Regions from separate parts of the Homo sapiens genome. Here region 2 is linked to region 1. The links are chromatin loops, found by intact Hi-C in ENCODE. Cell type or tissue: K562. All regions are shown on one strand. Links, peaks and the distances in the headings refer to the core of each region. The heading gives the core; the rest is flanking DNA.

Region 1 (16,828 bases), core at 151-2,650:
AACATTTCTTGAGCAAGTAATTATGTACGAAGTACTGAAGTGTTCGGACACTGTGATTTAGCTCATTTAATCCTAACAGTCCTGTAAGAGGGGGTGCCTTTATTGCATCCGTTTTGCAGATAAGGAAAGTGAGGAATGGAGAAATTAAATAACTAGTTAGTCTTGCAGCTAGTAAGTGAAAAAGCCCGGGTTTGAGCCCAAGCCAGTCACAGGCCTGTGACATAACCACCGTGCTATTAATATATTGCCCAAGAAAAGAAAGTGTTGTAGTGGGTCAAAGGGAGAGCTCAGGTGTAAACTGTGGACGTCGAAAAAGGGTTTGTGGTGACCGGGCGCGGTGGCTCGCGACTGTAAACCCAGCACTTTGGGAGGCCAAGGCGGGCGGATCACAAGGTCAGGAGATCGAGACCATCCTGGCTAACACAGTGAAATCCCATCTCTACTAAAAATACAAAAAATTAACCGGGCGTGGTGGCACACGCCTGTAGTCCCAGCTACTCGGGAGGCTGAGGCAGGAGAATCGCTTGAACCCAGGAGGCAGAGGTTGCAGTGAGCAGAGATCGTGCCACTGCACTCCAGCCTGGGAAACAGAGCGAGATTCCATCTCAAAAAAAAAAAAAAAGAAAAAGGGTTTGTGTTTTGCAACTCCAGTGTTATAATGGATACAGGCAAAGACCATCAGTAAATACTAAAACCATCTGGTGAAAAATTATTGTGAAGCGGAATATTCTCTTTGTCTCAAAGTATCACCTTCAAAGTATACTTCCTTAAAAAACACAAAATACCTCTTCACAATGGAAAGATCTGGTAGAACCACCTTAATCAAGTAATTAAAACTAGTATCACCAATTTTTAAAAAACTAGCATTTTCTGCTTTCTAAAGTGATGCAATAAAAAATGCTAAAGGGTAATATTTAAAAGATGGTATAATCATGACTCAGATGTAGAATGAACATGTATCAAAGGTATTCCTTAGCTCATTCATTAATGTGAGAACCGGTAACATGTCACAGCTGGTTCAAAGGAAAATCCAAGGAGAATCCAACAAATATTCAAGCAGTTAGGAATGCTGAAATAAGGTTGTCTATAGATGGAAAATTGGTCAGTAACCATAGGTCAAAAAACAGCTGCGTACGCAATAGACACAATTTGCATTTCTAAAGACAAAAATCGTGTATATTACCATCAGTAGTCTACAATTTACAGAGTTGTAAAATACCTCAAAGACAGTGGCAGACACAAGACCCCATAGAATCAGATAACCCAAAAGACTGTACTAAACAGCTAGCATTCCATTACAGTTGACCACTAATATTTTTGGTCCATTTCAAAGTCTTTCACAGTTATTCCCTACCGTACACACTATCACAAGTAGTCTTGCCAAGAAGTTCAACTTAATCTAATTGAGATAAAACAATCAAATTCAAACTGTGAAACATATGACAAGAAAACTGAACTGGACTATTGCAAAATATTAATGCGCTGAAAAAACAACTCTCCTCCAAAAAAAAAAAGAGAAAAAAAGTGGAAGTGCTACTCTAAATCCATGTAGCAAGCAATAACCTGTGGGTCAAATGTGGTAAGGCAGCTGTTTTGTAAATAAAGTTTTGTGGGAATACGGCCACACCCATGTGTTTATGTATTATCTAGGGCTGCTTTTGCCTGCAATGACACAGTTGAGTCGTTGCAACAGAGACTGTATGACCTGAAAATGCTAACATATTTTACCATATGGCCCTCCGCAGAAAAAGCTTGCCAACCTCTGTTCTAGATCAGTGGTTTTCAAAAGTGCGGTCCTTAGACAAGCAACTTTTGTGTCACCTACCAGCTTGTTAGAAATGCCATTTCATGGGTCCTGCCTCAACCTATTGAATGAAAATCTCTGGAGATGGGCACCAGGAGATTGCTCTAGCAAGCTCTCCAGGAGATTCTCATACACATGGAAGTTTGGCACCGGGAGATTGCTCTAGCAAGCTCTCCAGGAGATTCTCATACACGTGGAAGTTTGGCACCAGGAGATTGCTCTAGCAAGCTCTCCAGGAGATTCTCATAAACGTGGAAGTTTGGCACCAGGAGATTGCTCTAGCAAGCTCTCCAGGAGATTCTCATACACATGGAAGTTTGAGAACCATTGTCCTAAATTAAAGGAGACTAAAAAGGCATGACAAAATGCAATGCGTGATTCTTACTTGGAGCCTAGACCCAAAAATAGGAAGGTATAAGGGACATTTGGAGACCACTGGAAAATTTTTAATGTAAATCCTATATAAGGGACTTTAAAGCAGCAGTCCCCAACCTTTTGGCACCAGGCACCAATTTCGTGGAAGACAATTTTTCCATGGATGGTGGAGGGCTGTTGTGGGGGATGTTTCATCAGGCATCACAAGGACAGTCCACCCTAGACCCCTCTCATGCACAATAGGGTTTGCACCACCACTTATCTGACAGGAGGCGGAGCTCAGCGGTAATGCCCTCGTTCTCCTGCTGTGCGGCCAGGTTCCTAACAGGCCACAGACCAGTACAAGTCCATGGCCCGGAGGGTTGGGGGACTCCTGCTGTAAAGTCAAATACTGCAGGGCATAATTCTCCTGTATTTCATTTAAATTTTCTGAAAAACCTTTGAGGAAGCAGAGACTCACAGATATCAGCCTAAGACCCCCTGTTATAGGCTGAATTGTGTCCCCTAAAAGAATACGTTGAACTCATAACCCCCAGTACTTCAAGTGTGACCTTATTTGAAAATAGGGTCATTCCTTATGGATAAATTATGATGAGGTTATACTAGAGTAGGGTGGGTTCTTAATCCAGTATGACTGGTGTACTTTCAAGAAGTGGGCAAGAAACACACAAGGAGAAGGCAGCCATATGAGAATGGAGGTGCTATGCATCTACAAGCCAAGGAACACCAAGGATTGCCAGCAACACCAGAAGCTGGGACAAAGGCATGGAACAGATTCTCCCCTAGAGCCTTCAGAGGGAGCGTGACCCTGCCAATGCCTTGGTTTTGGACTTCCGGCCTCCAGAACTGTGTGAGACAATTTCTGTCATTTTAAGCCACCCAGAGGTACTTTGTTATGGCAGCCTAAGAACACAAATAGCCAAGAACACAAATGTCCCTCAAATGATAGGACAGATCCAGGCTTGGCATCCAGGTGCTCCAACCACCGCCCTGTTGTGAGGACCCAATCTTCCTGCATCTGACTTTGGAAACACAAGCTCAAATGACAGACCAAGGGCAGAAAGAGCAGCTACTGAGGATGTCCCTGCATGATGTCAAGAGCAATAGCAGGGACAGGTAACACTAATAGCTGCCCCTTTGGAACACAAACCATGAGCTATCAAACTGATGGCATGCACACATTGTTCTGAAACTCAAACAGAATCTCACCCCAAAGATCCAGGAACTTTTTAGAACACCCAGAAAGGAACATGATTCTACCAAAAGACCCTCAAAACACACAGTGATTCATTTTAGGCTTCTTGATTTCTAAGATCATAAACTGCCAAGAAAAAATGTACAGTAAATAATATTGAATCAATGTTAAATTTCATAAGATAAAGCTACTGTGATTACATAGGACGATGTGCTTGTTCTTATGTGATACATGCTGAAAGTGAAGTGTCATGATGTTGGCAACTTTCAAATGATTTCAGGGGAAAAAAAGAATATATGTATGAATAGCAAGCAGAGGTTAAAAATATTAACAGTCACAAATGTAGTGAAGAATATATCAGTGCTCTTGTACTATTCTTTCAACTTTTCTATAGGTTTGACATTTTTCAAAATGAGAATTGGGAAAGAGATCTCATCATGAAAGAGATTGCTTTTGAGTGAATCTGGAAGAATGGGGGAAATTTAGGGAAAGGACATTGTAGGCACAAAGAACAGCAAGTGCAAGGCCATGGTAAAATACAGAAGCTGTATTTGCTGTACAAGGCCTTTTGCTTAAGCAAAAGTCACATGGGAATAAAGAAAAACTACTTTTGGCCAAAAACTGTGCTAGATCCTGGGCTCATAAAATATAATCCCTCCCTCAAGGAGCTCGCAGTTTAGGACGTAGTCAATTTTTATATAAGTTTGAAAATTTTTATTGTGCCCAGCTCCTAGAGGATCTTAAATGGTCATCTAATAAGCTTAGATTTGGCTGGATATGAAGTAGGGAACAATAACAGCAGATACAATAATACATACTGAAGGCTCACTGTCAATACCATTCCTGTATTATATCATTTACTGTTAATACCAATCCCACCAAATAGGTAATTTTATTACCCTCCTTGAAAAGATGAGCAATTCAGTCATAAAGAAATTATATACCTTGCCCAAGGTCATGCAGTTGGTAAGTGACAGCGCTTGGATGTGAGCTGTATGATCTGGGACCAAAGCCCATGCAGTTAACTCATCAACTGCCTCCTCATTGAGAGATTTGGAGAAAGAGAGATGTTCACGGTGACACATCAGGAAAATCCATCTGGTTTTAAGATAGACTGGAAGCTAATTTATTAAAAGTATCACAATTAAGGTGACAAATTCGACAGCAGAAAGCCTTGTGTCCTTCAAAAACACCCAGTTCCCAGTTAGTTAACACCTGGCCAGGTAACTATCAAAGATAATGCCCTAAGGCTTTGGCATGGGAATTTAGAGGGGAATAGGGTTAGAGGCATGAGGCAGGTGTGGTTGGCTGCCTTCCTGCAGGCATCTCATGCCCTTGATTGCTGGCAAAGCCCACCTCCACCAGAGGCTGTGGGTGTGAGATTCTCACTTCCCAGACATTCTTACAGCCAGAGCAAGGGCGTATGACCCAGTCCTGATGATGGAACTCGATGGGAAGTCTCCTGAGATCTTCTGCAAAATGCTTTCTCTCCAATAAAAAGAGTTGCAAAACAGAAATCCCTTCCCCTTTTGTGTTTTTTTGTTGTCTGGATGCAGTAATTTCTATATGAAACTGCTGTCCCCTCATAACTGTGAGGGAAAATGTGGCCAACACAGTGGGAACAAGACGGAAGACATCAGGATCCTGAATGACACTGGTCCACTTCACCAAAACTCTTGTATCCGATCTTTTGTTTTGTGATAGAATAAATAAATATGCCTAAGCCAAGTGCATGTGTTATTAATGTATTGCCTCTCTGCTTTGAATGCATCTTCTAGTATATGCTCTGTGATAAAGGAATCCATTTAAGCAGTTCTCCTTTCAACTAAATGACATTAAGCTTTCTGAGCAGAGGACACTGGAGGCAAACTGCAGAAGAGATTCTCCTGCTGTTCCCAGGACATCCATACCATGAGGTGCTGACCACCTGCTCCCCAACTTGCATACTAGTGCAGGCCAGCTCCAGCCTGGCCAGTCTGCTATCCAATAAATGGAAACAAACCTTTTCCCATGAAATCTGAATGCCTTCAGATCTGAAGGCTTGTCATTCCTTGAGTCCTCTCCGTCAGCCTGAGGGACTATGTAGAGTTTTCTTACATCTTACAGTTACTCCTTCATCATAGTTAGTAATTATTTATATTAAGACTCCCCTGTTTCTACCTCCTGATTGGCCCCAAAATGCCACACCATGATTAGCTAACTTTTGTATTTCTTGCAGCCAAAATCATACCAACTGACCCAATGCAGCACTTAGCAACCTGTTGGGTAGGACAGACAGGAAAGAAAGAGTCAATGATGATCAACGCTTGTAGACAGGTAGATTGGTTCCAGAGAACAGAGAAAACAGAAGAGAAATGAATCTGAGGAGCAAGACGCTAAGTATCTTTTTGTGCAATAGCAAGTCTAGGTATTCAGAGGTGACCACTAGACAACTGGTAATGCAACACTGAACACAGGCAGGAAGCCTGCATTGAATGTAATTATGGGGAGGCACTTGCAAAGATGGGAGAGTTGACTTGGGAGGAAGGTGATGAGAAGGATAACAAGACATTGGCATAGTGAAAGAAATTGCCAGGGAGAGAACAAAAGAGAAAATAGGCTCTTAGTATTAACTGTCTATCAGTGTGTAATAAATTACCCTCAAATCCAGTGGTGTAACACAACAACCATCATTTATTAATTCTCACTAGTGAGAATTAATGGGGTCAGGAATTTAGACAGGGTCCAGTCGGAATGGCTCATTTCTGTTTTAAGACTTCTGGGCCCTCAGCTTTAAGACTTGAAGGATGGAAACTGGTATCATCTGAAAGATTTTCACTTGCACATTTGATGGTTGGTGCTGGCTGTCAGCTGAGACCTTAGCTGGAATGCCTGCATATAGCCTCCACATGTGGCCGGAGTTTCTTCAGCTGTGGTAGCTGGGTTCCAAGTCAAGCAAAAGGAGAGAGAAGGAAGAGTAAGCGAGGTGGAAGCTACATCCTTCTTATGACTCATTCTTGGATCACAGGACACCAATTTTGCCATTGTGATCAGGACAGTCACCAAGCCCTACCCAGCTTCAAAAAGAGGAAACCTAGACTCTAGCTCTCAATGGGGGAGGGCTACTCACATCATAAGAAGAACATGTGAAACAGAATAAATATCCAGGTGTGGCTATCTTTGGAAAGCACAACTTGCCACACTTGAAGAGCACCACAGTTATGATTAAGAGAAAATTCTCTAGAAAAGGAGCAGAGACATAGAAAGAGAACCAAGGGGATTTACAGGAGCCAAGAGGAAAGAGAAAGTTTTGGTGAATTACCATTTGGAGACTGTGTGGAGCTCAGTTATGAGAAGCACATGTGGAAATGATGGTGGTGGCAGTGATGTGAACAATACCACCAAAAATATCACTTTTAGGTTGGTGTTTACAAGAAAAGTCCCCAGATTAATTACAGACATTCATTACTTAAGTTCTCCAGCTGGGGAGCCAAGACCGCCTCGTGTAAGTGAGAAGACAGGGAAATGTACGGTGTCCTTTTAAACAAACCATTATCTAACTCAAGTTGTGTGCCTCAGTTTCCTTATTTTTAAAGTTCCATACCAGCCGAGTCAAAGAGCTCAGAATAAATAAAACCCATTAGATCCGTATTTGAAAGATTTAGTTTAAGTTCTCTCACGAAACTACAAGAACAAGGTGGCTTATCGAACCACCACCTTTCTCTCTTCTACTTGCACTCTGCAAAAGGCACAGTTCAAAGAGAAGACAGTAAAGTGAGTTCAACAAACATATACTGAATACTTATTTTTAATTGATACATGCTATGTTCATATGTTAAGTTGCTAACATATGAACTCTCCCAAAGTTCATATGTTGGAAACTTAAACCACAATACGATAGTGTTGGGAGATGGGGCCTAATGAGAGGTGTTTAGGTCATGAGGCTGTCACCCTCATGAATGGAATAACACCAATTATAAAAGGGCTAGAGGCTGCAAGTTTGGCCTCTTAATCTTTTGCGCTCACTCTCTCTTGCTTTTCTGCCTTAAGCCGTGGGATGATGCAGTAAGAGGGCCCTCACCCGATGCTGGCACCATGCTCTTGGACTTCACGGCCTCCAGGACTGTAAGCTAATACATTTCTGTTCTTTATAAATGACCCAGTCTCGGGTATTCTGTTATAGCTCCACAAACAGACTAAGACAATAATATACTTGGCACTAGGGATGCAAAGACAAGAAGGCACAGGAATACAAAGACAAGGGATGCATAATCCCTCCCTGGAGGGACTGACAGTTTTAAAAAGAGAGACAAATAGATTATTTATAACTCAGCGTGATGAGTAGGTTGATAATTAAGGGAAACAGAGAACACCTCTAATTCTAACTCAGTCTGGAGGAATCTGAGAGGAATTCCCAAAGCAAATGATTTAAGCTGAGTCTTGTAAGGGGGAGTGTTTGGCAAAGGTCGGGGGCGGGGTAGGGAACTTAGTTTTAAAAAAAACAGCATGAAAATGAGAGGAAGCTTGCCTTGGAATGGGGCCTGTGACAGATTCTGGGAAATGTGTCTGGTTCTTTGTGGCTAAAATACAAGTAAAAGTGAAACAGTTAGGGAGATGGAGCTAGTGAGGGAAGCACAGGGCAGGTTTTAAGGAACTTTGTGCTTTGCTAAAGATAAATGAAACTTGAGAGGCTTTTTAGCTGAGTAATCACATGATCCAGTTTTCATTTTAGGCAGATCACACTGACCACCATGTGCCGGACAGATGTGGGGAGTAGTGAGGGGATTACTAGAGGTAGGGATTCAAGATATGTGGGCTGATAGACTGTGCCATAACCCAGGTGGTATGGGTTCAATTGTGACCACTCCCCCCAAGATGTTGAGGTCTTAATCTCTAGTAACCCAGAATGTGACCTTATTTGGAAATGGGGTTGTTACACATGTAATAGTTCAGATGAGGTGATTCTAGAGAGGGTCCTTAATCCCACATAACAGGTGTCCCTATAAAAAGAGCATCACGTAATGAGGCGGGCACGTGCACAGGGAGAGTGCCATGTGAAGACTGGAGTTGGGCTTGCACAAGCCAAGGAACTCCTGGGATCCAGGAGAGAGGCCTGGAGCAAATTCTTCCCCTTCAGAGGAAGCATGGCCCTACTCAGACCTTGATTTTGGACTTCCGCCTCTAGACCTGTGAGACAATAAATGTCAGTTGTTCAAAGCCACCCAGTTCGTGGCACATTGTTGCAGCAGCCGTGGGAAATGGGTGCAGCTGGGGAGAAATGATGAATGCCCAGTGAAGGAGAGGTAGCAGCAATGGGACAGAGAACAGCAAGAGGAACTTGCCAGGACCCCAGCATTGATGATGGTAGAGGTGGGGAGAAAGAGGAATTAGGATGACTCTCAGGTTTCTGGCACCATGACTATTTGGTGATGCCATCCTCTGAAAAAGAGGAAATGGCCCCAGAGTGCAAGCTCTATTACTGTGTTTTGCTCAATGCTGGATCCTAGTACCTAAAACAAATATTTATTGAATGAATGAAAAATGACTAAAAGAAGGAAAAGAGGAAGAATATCTTTTTCATATCCATAATACACACATAGATCTTTTCTTTCCCCTTTCCTTACCAAATTTTAAAGTTCCATGTAATTTTTTTCTGTATAGCCTTATTTGCAATGTTCTCTATTGTCCAGCTTTTATCCCTCATATTTATTACTTCCTCCCTCTAAGGTGCATATTTTTAGTAAAAAAATAGAACCCTTGATCCCTTAAAGAAAATGTGCTTATAGATACCACCACAGTGCCAAGCACCTAGTAAGTGCTCAATAAAAGCTACCTATTGTTACTGTTATCAGAAGAATTGAACATGTGCTATTCTGAAATATCTGGGACTCTTTTTTTTCCCCTTCTTTTCCCTTCATTTGACATCTTTTTAGCCTCCTTTTTTGTCCTTCATTTCATCCCTAACTTCCTTCTGACCTGCCTGCCTCTTTCTTCCACCATCACTTTTGACCAAAAATGAAAGAAAAAGAGTATCATGTGACGAGGCAAGCATGTCAGTATTAGTTACCTATGGCAGCATAACAAATTACCCCCAAAACATGACGACTAAAAATAACAATAAGCACTTATTATCTCTCACACCATCTTTGGTGAGCCAAGGTTGCCATCATCTGAAGGCTTGACTAGGGCTGAAGGGACTGCTTCCCATGAACTCAGTCACATGGCTGGCAAGTTACTGAATCTGCTGGTGGGGGGCCTTGGTGCCTCTCCAAGGGGGCTCTCCACAGGGCTGCCTGAGCACCCTCACAGCACGGCGACTGAATTTCCCCAGAGCAAGCAAGTCAGGAAACCAAGGTAGACTCTGTGATGCCTTTTAAGACATTGCACGCCATCATGCCAGCCATATTCTATTGGTCATAGACCAACTCTTAGATGATGTAGGAGGAAACTCTATGGGGGTATGAATTCTAGAAGGCTAGAGGGACTTGGGCCACCTTGGAGACAAACTACTGCAGAAAGATGAGGGGTAGGTGAGGGGCTGAAGAAGTACACTTGGGGAGCAGGGATTGACTGCATAATAAAGGAAAAACAGATATTACAGGTGTGTCCTTTTTTGTGAATACTATGTTCATTTCATGTTCTTCATTTTAAAAACTTTCTGTGAATTAAACTCATCAAAGTAAACATGAATCAACATTTCAATCTATGTGAAGTTATCTGTTGAAAATCTGTAATTTCAGCAGGGCATGGTGGCTTATGCCTATAATCCCAGCACTTTGGGAGGCCGAGGTGGGCAGATCACCTGAGGTCAGGAGTTCAAGACCAGCCTGGACAACATAGCGAAACCCCTACTAAAAAGACAAAAATTAGCCGGGCATGGTGGTGTGTGCCTGTAATCCCACCTACTGGGAGGCTGAGGCAGGAGAATCGCTTGAACCCGGGAGGCAGAGGTTGCATTGAGCCAAGATTGCACCACTGCACTCCAGCCTGGATGACAGAGTAAGACTCTGCCTCAAAAAAAAAAAAGAAAGAAAGAAAGAAAATGTGTAATTTCATGCCAGTGCTTATTAAAATTTTTAAATCTTATTCCAGTTGATGTTTGTGTGTCTTTTAAAAATGGAGCGTCCAGTGTTTTATGATAAATTATAAAATATCCTTTTCATTTTCTCATGCCCCTCCTTATCCCTCTATCCACATTAGCATGTAGAATTTCAGTTCCTAAGAACTAAATTCGTCACTATGGACATATTAATTTCAGCAGGCCTACGTCAGTGTTGCTCTGTGTAAAAGGCAGCATTGGCACACATCACAAAACATGCAAGCCTATCCCAAGAAATTCTCCCAGTGGAGCTGGTAGCAGAGAGAGCTTTGGGCCTCTGGCTTAGACTGTAGCCTCTGCCTACCAGCTCTTTGACGCTGGACAGGTTGTTTAACCTCAACTCCACTTTCTTCATCTCGAACAACGGTCAACAAACTTTCTGTAGAGGGACAGATAATACACATGTTAGGCTTTGTGAACCATATGGTCTCTGTCACAACCAGTCAATCTGTGATCCTAGCACAAAAACAGGTATAAACAATACATAATCATATGAATGTGGCTGTGTTCCAATAAAATTTTATTTACAAAACAGGCAGCTGGCCAGATTTGGTGCAAAGGCTACAACTTGCCAACCTCTGATCTAGAAAATGACATATGTAGAGGACATTGTAGCTGACTGCTCAATATCTATTTACCCCAACTAATGAGTCTAAGCCAATCAAGATGTCTATCCCCTGGGCCATATTAGTATAGAAACAGGCCTGCCTAAGCCATTCTGTGCCCATGAGACATGAGCAGAGGATTACTGGTGGCTTCTGGGAAATCAGCGTCCTGGCTCTTAAGAAAATGCTGCTTCACAAAGCTGGCCTCTCTCTAAGCTGGGCCTGGACAAGGAAGCAGATAGGCCCAGCTAGGACTAGCTCTATACTACCAGCCTTAGGACAAATCTGATGGCGAGAATGGCAGAGAGGAATCTTCCTCTGGAATTCTTATGTAAGCTAAAAAATTTTCCAGCTTCTCTTTATTAACTCTGAATTGGGTCATCTGTTATTTTGGCTAAAGGCATCCTAAGTGAAAACCTTATTCCAAGGGTAGTTATGAGATCTAAATGGAAAAATTTGTGTGATCATGGCATGCAAGTTATAAAACTCTACCAGTACAACTCAGTAATAGTGAAATAATCGCCAACTACCTCCCAAGTCGTCCCTGGGTCTCAGTCAAATTAACTGTATGTATGCACATGCCTTTGATACACATATTCCATTGAAAGTGAAAACGCTTCATCCTCCTTAATAATCAAAAAAGATCACAAACTATCACTTCTCTTAGCTAGAGTTTCCCAACCCACATAAGATAAAACTCAGGGGAAAGAAAACAACAGTAATTATTAACCTGTGAAAGTGATGAAGTAGCAGTATCCTAATGACCCCTGCAGGGGTAGGTGAAGGGCCATACAGGGCAGTTTCTCTTCCTTTCTTTCTTTCCTTCCTTCCTTCCCTCCATCCCTCCTTCCCTCCCTCCCTCACTCACTCCCTTCTTTCCTTCCTTCCTTCCTTCCCTCTTTCCTTCCTTCCCTTTTTCCTTCCTTCCTTCTCTCTTTTCTTCCTTCCCTTTTTCCTTCCTTCCTCCTCTCTTTTCTTCCTTCTTTCCTTCCTTCCTTCTTTCCTTCCTTTCTCCTTTTCTTCTCTTTATTTTCCATCCTTCTTTCCTTCCTTTCTCCCTTCCTAACTTTCTCCTTTTCTTTTCTTTCTCTTTCTTCCTTCCTTCCTTTTTTTCTTTTTTCCTCCCTTCCTTCCTCCTTTCTTCCTTGCTTCCATTCTCCCTTCCTTCCTACCTTTTTATGTTTCTTTTCTGGAAAATAGCAATTGGTAAAGTTCGGTTCGAGGAATGTGGGCCTGGAATCAAAAATAGGTCTTCTGTGACTTTCCAACTTCTGCTTCTGAGTAAATCATTGCATACTGGGTATTACTAGTCCTCATAAGTAATATTCCGCAGTATCAAGAAAGGTATAAATAAGGATTTGTGATTACTTATGAAAATCGAAAAGTGTCTAAAACCTTGTAAAGTTACAGCACTCATAGTCTTTTTCTCTTTCTCTTATTTTCTCTTCTTGGGGAGGTTTAGTAGGATCAGTAGTATTTGTTTTTCTATTTCTTTTTTATCTTTCCATGATGACCCAGTTCTGTGGTGATTTAAAATTTGAAACAAATAAATCAGTTAATCCAATATTATATTTCATAACTTGTGTTGCTTGCAACTATGTTGTATGTACAGCCTACCAGAGATGGATGATGAATTGCAGCTCTAACTTGAAAGTCCCCACTTTGGACTGTGTCTTGGATTGAGAGATTGACAATCAACTCTCCCCACAACGCTGTAAGGTATTATTCCCTTAATTTCACACATAAACAAATTGAGGTTCCAAGCAGCTAAGCAACTTGCCTAAGGTTATAGAACAAGGAAGTAGAGGGGCCTGGACTGAGATCCAGGTCCGCAAGACATCAAAGGCCTTTACAGAGAGGACCACTCAGTGTGGAAACAATGGGAAGTGTGTATCTGTCAGGAGTTTGTGCTTATCCAGTGCTAATGGCCGCGGCATTGAGTTCAAGGGTGGGACATGCCACTCTTGGGGAGGTATGCAGGGCCCTGGGGAGGTACACATTGGACCATGAGTGAGCAAAGAGACAGCAAGCCGTCTGCCAGGGAGAGGGGTGAACTCAAGCTAGGATCAGCAACCTGGAAATGTCACAGCTGCTTTTGCACCCGGGGAAGTCATAATGGGCTCCAGTTCACACGTTTGATTAATGACAGAACTGGGACCCAGGGGAATCCTAGTTTCTGATGCCAATTCCATTCTTTCCCATAAACCAACTATCTTTCCTTCAAGCCCAGCACAAAACTGTCCTTCTCCAAGACACCTGGCTTGCCCCACTTAGGCCCTAGGGACTGCTATTCCAAATGCCAGGGATACACCTTAGCTCTGACTCTCATTTGGCACTTACTGTATACCAGCTTGCATCACTAGGCAGTTTTCCATTTTTTGCATTTATTTCAGTGTGCTCAAAGGCAGGGGCTACATTTTATATTCTTTTTGGTCCCTACATCATATTATTTTGTGTGTCTTCCCCAGGACCTAGTACAAGGCCAAGCATGTAACAACATTCATGTGCTAGATGTTTGAGTTTTTAAAATATATTTTTAAAAGTTACTATTATTATTTTTTAGAGAGAGTCTCAGTCTGTCACCCAGGCTGGAAGGCTGTGGTGCAATCATAGCTCACTGCAGCCTCAAACTCCTTGGCTCAAGGTATCCTCTCACCTCAGCCTCCCAAGTAGCTGAAATTACAGTTGTGTGCCACCACGCCCAGCTAATTTTTTTTTTCTTTCAGAGATGGCATTTCACTATGTTGCCCAGCCTGGAGTGCTGGATGCTGACTGACATAGGAAAGTGTGCTCTGGGGACCCTCAGGGGCCATGGGACCCTTTCAAAGCATCTGTGAGGTCAAAGCTATTTTTATAATACTGCAAGACACCTTTCGCTTTCTTCACTGTCATTTGCACGTATGTGAGCAGTGTTGTTTCCCAGAGGCAATCTGATGTGTAATGATGTCACCTCTCCGCTAATGGCACACAGGCTTGAGTATTCCTGTGTGTTTATATTTTCTCCATTATAATCTTGACTATGGTAAATATCAACAGATACAACTCACATTTTAAAAAATCTCTTTGATTTTAAGAGTGCAAAGTGGTGCTGAAACCAAAAGGTTTGGGAACCTCGGACCTGGATGCTTCTGTGGCTACCTGCACTTAGCATCACTTGACATCATCTCACCATATCCATAAGTCACTCCACCACCCTCGTTATCTTTGTGAGAAAACCATTTGAGCAGCAAGAGGGTGCCCTTTGATTTTATGATACATTTTTCTGACAGGTCTGTTTAAGTCGGTCCTGCCAACTGTCCTAAAAAATAACTGTTGCCAAACAAGCAGGAACAACGTCTTCCCACCATGCCAGGCCTATAGACACTCTCATGGAAGTATCAATCTCATTAGGTTAAAAAAAAGTCTTTGGTTACAGGCTGCTACTCCAGAAAATGGTCCCTGAAAGGCAGCTGTTTCTAACTGCCCCTGGGCTCTGCGTTTGATTTTGCACCTTAAAAAAAAAAAAGCTGTGCTTTGCTGTTAAGCAATTCAGTTCTTGAGTTTGTGAAATAGCTCCAGTGTGATTACTGTGCAGCTCTTACAAGGATTTCCTGTTTCCCAAGAGTGTACTATAGGAATTGTGGTCACGGAAGTTGCAAAGGCTGGGGGCAGTGAAGGGGGACTCATTATATATGGATTATTGCTGTACATTTTCTGTCCCACAGACTCCATGCAGATGGTGTGATTGTTCACACGACGGGGGCAGATTTGCCATCAAAGGGACAGGAAATCTTGGCGGGAGGCACATGGCACCGGGAGTGTGTCCCCCCACTGACCTTGGCGTCCCTCCAGCAAATCTCGCCTTTTTGGTGAATGAGGAAGGCAGCTTGTGTGGCCTCTGCCATGGCGAATCAGGCTCAGGGGTTCCCATCACTGGAACTTGCCAGCTTTAGGCTAGGAGAGAAATCAGACCCATTTTACAAATGAATAGCAAATGCACACTCCCAGGTGTCATTAACTGTTTAATCATTTGTAAGTGGAACCCCTTCTGGGGGTCTCCCCGTGGGGATGACTGTTCAGGAGACAAGGTGGATCCTGGGTGTGTCGATAGAAGACAGCTGCTTTCTTTGCCTTGCTGTTGCCATTCATCAAGATTTCTGTGGCCTGGCTAGTCCTTGGCAGAACAAAAACAAAAGCCGATGACCCTGAAAGGTCGAAAAAGGTGTACAGACTGAAACAGGATTTATAAATCCCACAAATATGCAGAACTAGTCTCCGAGGTCCTTGAAATGATGAATAAGGTCCTTAACTTAGAGCACACACAGGACACCAGAGTCTCCGCATCCAAAACAATTCATTATAGTTCTGATCTTTCCAGACTCCAAAGCCGCCCCCAGGCCAGGTCCCCATCAGCTCCAGCCTCCTGATGACCTTCTGCCTTTCTCTATGCTGCACCTACACTGCAGCCTCCGGGCACATTTTATAGTGTTTGGATGCTTTAGAATCAGGTTTTCAAAGCTTTTGTCAGTGAATTTCCCCGCTCAGCTCTTCAATCCCACGCTGCCCCAAAGTCCTTCACTTGTAACCCGAGGGCCCCTGAGTGTTGGCAAATACTTGGTATTCGGCCCAGAAGCCACAAGCCTCAAGGCCAGGTAAGAAGATTCAGATGCAGATTCACAGAGCAGGTTTGCTGCTCCTAGCACTGGTACAGGAGGAGGATGGGAGGAAGAGGTCTGTTCTAGAGGAAAGCAAAAGATTGAGAGAGCGCAGAGCCAGGGTCAGGCAGCCCCGTGTTTGAAAGGAGTGAAGGAACCGGCTGGCAGAGACCCACTTCTAGCTGCTGTTGGGGAGGATGCCTGGCCTGTTGTCTGACAATCCACTGGTTTTAGTTGACTCAGCCTGTGCCTCAAGACTTTCCAATCCATCACCCGAGGGCCCCAAATGCTCCAAAATCCCCCTAGAACAGAAGATGAAGGTGCTTGTGGAAGTAAACTTCCTGGGGAAGAAGGTTGGGCAGGAGGAGGGGAAACGACAGAAGCAGTGTTTAACTCCCAGCAGGAAAGTGCAGAGAGTTACACATCCCCCTGGGGAATGGGGAAACTCCACCTTCAGAGTGGGAAATGTGTATAAAGATCAGAGCCATTTTCCACCCGAAAGGCAGCGTGCATCCTGTAAGTGTGATGAGGGATCCTGAGGGACATTCGGAGTGTGGATACAGGAAGGTCCCGGGGAAGGAGTCCAGCCCCTTACCTTCCAGGGCTGAGTGAGGAGCATAAACACCAGACAGAAACTTCAGGAAAACTCAAGAGCGCTTAGCCATTGAAGCTGCAAAACCGAAAGAGAATTCCCAGGCCCACAGGGCACCTGAGTGGTTGGGTAGCAGCAGTCCTGAGGTACATGCTCTGGTAGATGGGCTTGAGAGAAGCTTCGCAGGGTGCGGGGATCAGGGCGGCAAGGACATGGCTACAGTAGCTTGGGGGCCAGTGGTCCCGAAGGGGCTCTCCCGACTGGGATGAAGAGGACTAACAAAGTTGCCCCAATAATAATGTATGTCTTGCAGGGCAGTGCACGTCTTCAGAGGTATCAGCCTAAAATAATCAAAAAGGTCAGAATCTGGTTTTAAAAGTTTATTCAAGCACAATGGTTGAGAATGGACACCCAGGAGCATAGCTTCAAGTTGCCCTGAATACGAACACACAAAGGTGGTTCTCTCACAGTACAAAGTGATCCCTGGTACCCTAGAAGCCAAAGAGATCAGGTCATGCAATGCAAAAGAAAGCCGAGCTTTAGGC
Region 2 (2,500 bases), core at 1-2,500, 140 kb before region 1:
GCTGCTCAGTGGGAAAAGGCACCCATGAAAGGTGCCGTTTAATGTTCTACTCATCTTTGGACACAAAGGACCACGGTCCTAGAAGCCGCAGGCACGGGTGATGTGCGAGGGCCTCGGCCTTGGTCAGACAGAAATGCAGGCATTTAAAAACCACAACGCTGGGGACTGCTTCCAGAGAGTTTTGGACTAAGAACCTCGAGCCTTCGCTGCTGTAGGGCTTAAAAACAAATAAATAAAACCCCACAAAACTGACCCCAAGATTAGCTATGGGAGGCATGCATCCACCCGCCCCACCTCGCCCTGCCACCCGCTTACCTCCTCTCCTTCTTGTAGAGCAACAGGGCCAGCAGGCAGCAGGTGAGCGCCACCAGCAGCAGGCTGAGCACCGCGCCGACTGCCTGGCTCCGTTCTGACAGCCCCTTGTGCATCTGCCCGTCGTCCCCGGGATTCTCGCTGTCAAAGCCCACCCTGCAAGGACGTCACAGAAAAGGAGCCGTGTCACAGGGTGGTCCTGCTGCCACAGCCACAACCTGAGACCTGAGTCCCCAAGGCAAGAGCAGCTCTGACTTTCCCAACACCATGTGATTCTTACTCCTGCCCAGAAAACAAGGCCACAAGTCCCACTCCACATGGAAGAGGGCTGCAAAAAGTTCCTGATGATGAGTTTGTGGCAGGGTTGTCAGAAAGCAGACAAGAAGGCACTGCTTCCAGCTCCATGAACTATCATTCACCCAAACACAGAGGAGACAGGCAGGAGGGACGCGGCCCCCTCTAGGTGGCCCAATCCACGGCAGGACTAGGCTGGGGCAGAGGCTGTCCCGAAGCACCACACTTCTCTCCAGGGTCAGAGCTCTTTCCTCTCAGAATTTCTTCTGGAAGCAGTGAGCGCAGCCCACCATGAGACACCATCTCCACACGAAAGGGGCCCAGGGGGCCTTAGAAACAGGCCAGGACGGGGCCCAGGGGCGGCCACAGACCAGGGTGGGGCCCAGGGAGCAGCAGAGCCCAGCACAGCCCCCGACGGGTCTCCTCTCTCCAAGCCTGCTCCATCCCAGGAGAAGGCTCTTGAGCACACCAGCTGCCTCACCAGCGGAGTTCACCATTCCCACCCAAGACCCACATGCACACTTGTGGGAAAAAGCAGTGCGTTTCCATGACATCGAACACTCAAGCAGAGTTGGGACAATAATAGAAAATGAGAAACAACCACGGAGACTTCCCTTTGCGCTTAGGGAGCAAGATGACACTCAAGAGTGTAACGACTTGACACTTCTAATCTCTCTGGCCCTCTGTCACTTGGGGCCACACACACAGGAACAGGATCACATAAACAGAAATTCCTCCTGTGCTGCTGGTGATAAGAGGCAACCCCAGCGGGGCGCATCTTGTGCTGCTGAAGATGCCGGCTGCTCAAAGAACTGAGGTTGAGGGCAACAGGCCAACCCGCGGCCCAGCCGCAAGGGCTGCCGCTCTCAAAGTTCAGCTTAAGCCAAACAATCTAAAACATCAGCAAGACAAGAAACCACAGGGACAGCCTGGCGTCCAGTTCTAGGTGGGCCTGCAAGGGTTGACCTCTGCTCAGAAAGAAGCACCACCACACTCCACAGACAGGTCTGAGAGCTATGCAGACCTCTCCCTCCAAGCCAGAAACCCACTCACCCAGAAGCAGCTCCAGCCACTCAGGACCACTCGAAATGCATCCAAGAGACACATCATCACTCAGTTCTAAGCGTATTTTACTTTCTACCTTTGATTTCTTCTTTGGACCATAGATTATTCAGAAGTGAGTTTTAGTCTTCAAACGTATTTCTATTTTTCAGTTGTTTGTTCTTGGTTCCTAACTTAATTGCATCATGTATGTAGTTAATTGCATCAGTCAGAAATCTGCTGACTTAGGCCGAGCACAGTGGCTCATGCCTGTAATCCCAGCACTCTAGGAGGCTGAGGCAGGTGGATCACCTGAGGTCAGGAGTTTGAGACCAGCCTGGCCAACATGGTGAAACCCCATCTCTACTAAAAATACAAAAATTAGCCAGGAGGTAGTGGCACACGCCCATAATCCCAGCTACTCAGGAGGCTGAGGCATGAGAATCACTTGAATCTGGGAAGCAGAGGTTGCAGTGAGCCAAGATCGCACCACTGCACTCCAGCCTGGGCAAAAGAGCAAGTCTCTGTCTCCAAAAAAAAAAAAAAAAAAAAAAAAAAAAAAAAAAAAAAAAAAAAAAAAAAAAAAAAAAAAAAAAAAAAAAAAAAAAAAAAAAAGGGAAATTGCTGACTTGCCTGCTTTGTGGTTAATTTTTGCTAAAGTTTTCTAAGTGTTTGATGTAAGCTTGGGCAAACAGTGTTCTCCCAACGCAGGGAACAGTGTTCTGCGCATGTCTATTAAATCTTGCTTTTCACTGTGCTGTCTCAATCTTCCAAAAAAAGCTTTACTCTTTGTCTACTCAACCCAGCAATCACTAGGCTTGTTTCTTGTGTGTGGTTTTGTCAATTTCTGCTT

The links. Peaks named below come from ENCODE experiments on the same cell type or tissue, not always from the same donor. Only the 100,000 strongest peaks of a DNase experiment are listed, where the experiment ranks them.
Region 2: a loop joins it to region 1, with 6 times the contacts of the local background. A loop is called at or near these places in 2 of 110 quality-filtered maps.

The regions. Positions count from the first base shown.
Region 1 is chr6:159,951,295-159,968,122 of GRCh38, reverse strand. No RefSeq gene overlaps it. Among named protein-coding and RNA genes, the nearest start is that of IGF2R, 9.4 kb to the left of the region's middle. In K562, for the core only: a CTCF peak has its summit at 1,615; no DNase peak of the experiment used is centred there.
Region 2 is chr6:160,100,487-160,102,986 of GRCh38, reverse strand. IGF2R (insulin like growth factor 2 receptor) reads right to left here. Exons shown (of 48, transcript NM_000876.4): 46 at 316-468. Among named protein-coding and RNA genes, the nearest start is that of SLC22A1, 20 kb to the left of the region's middle. In K562, for the core only: no CTCF peak of the experiment used is centred there; a DNase peak (open chromatin) is centred at 1,346.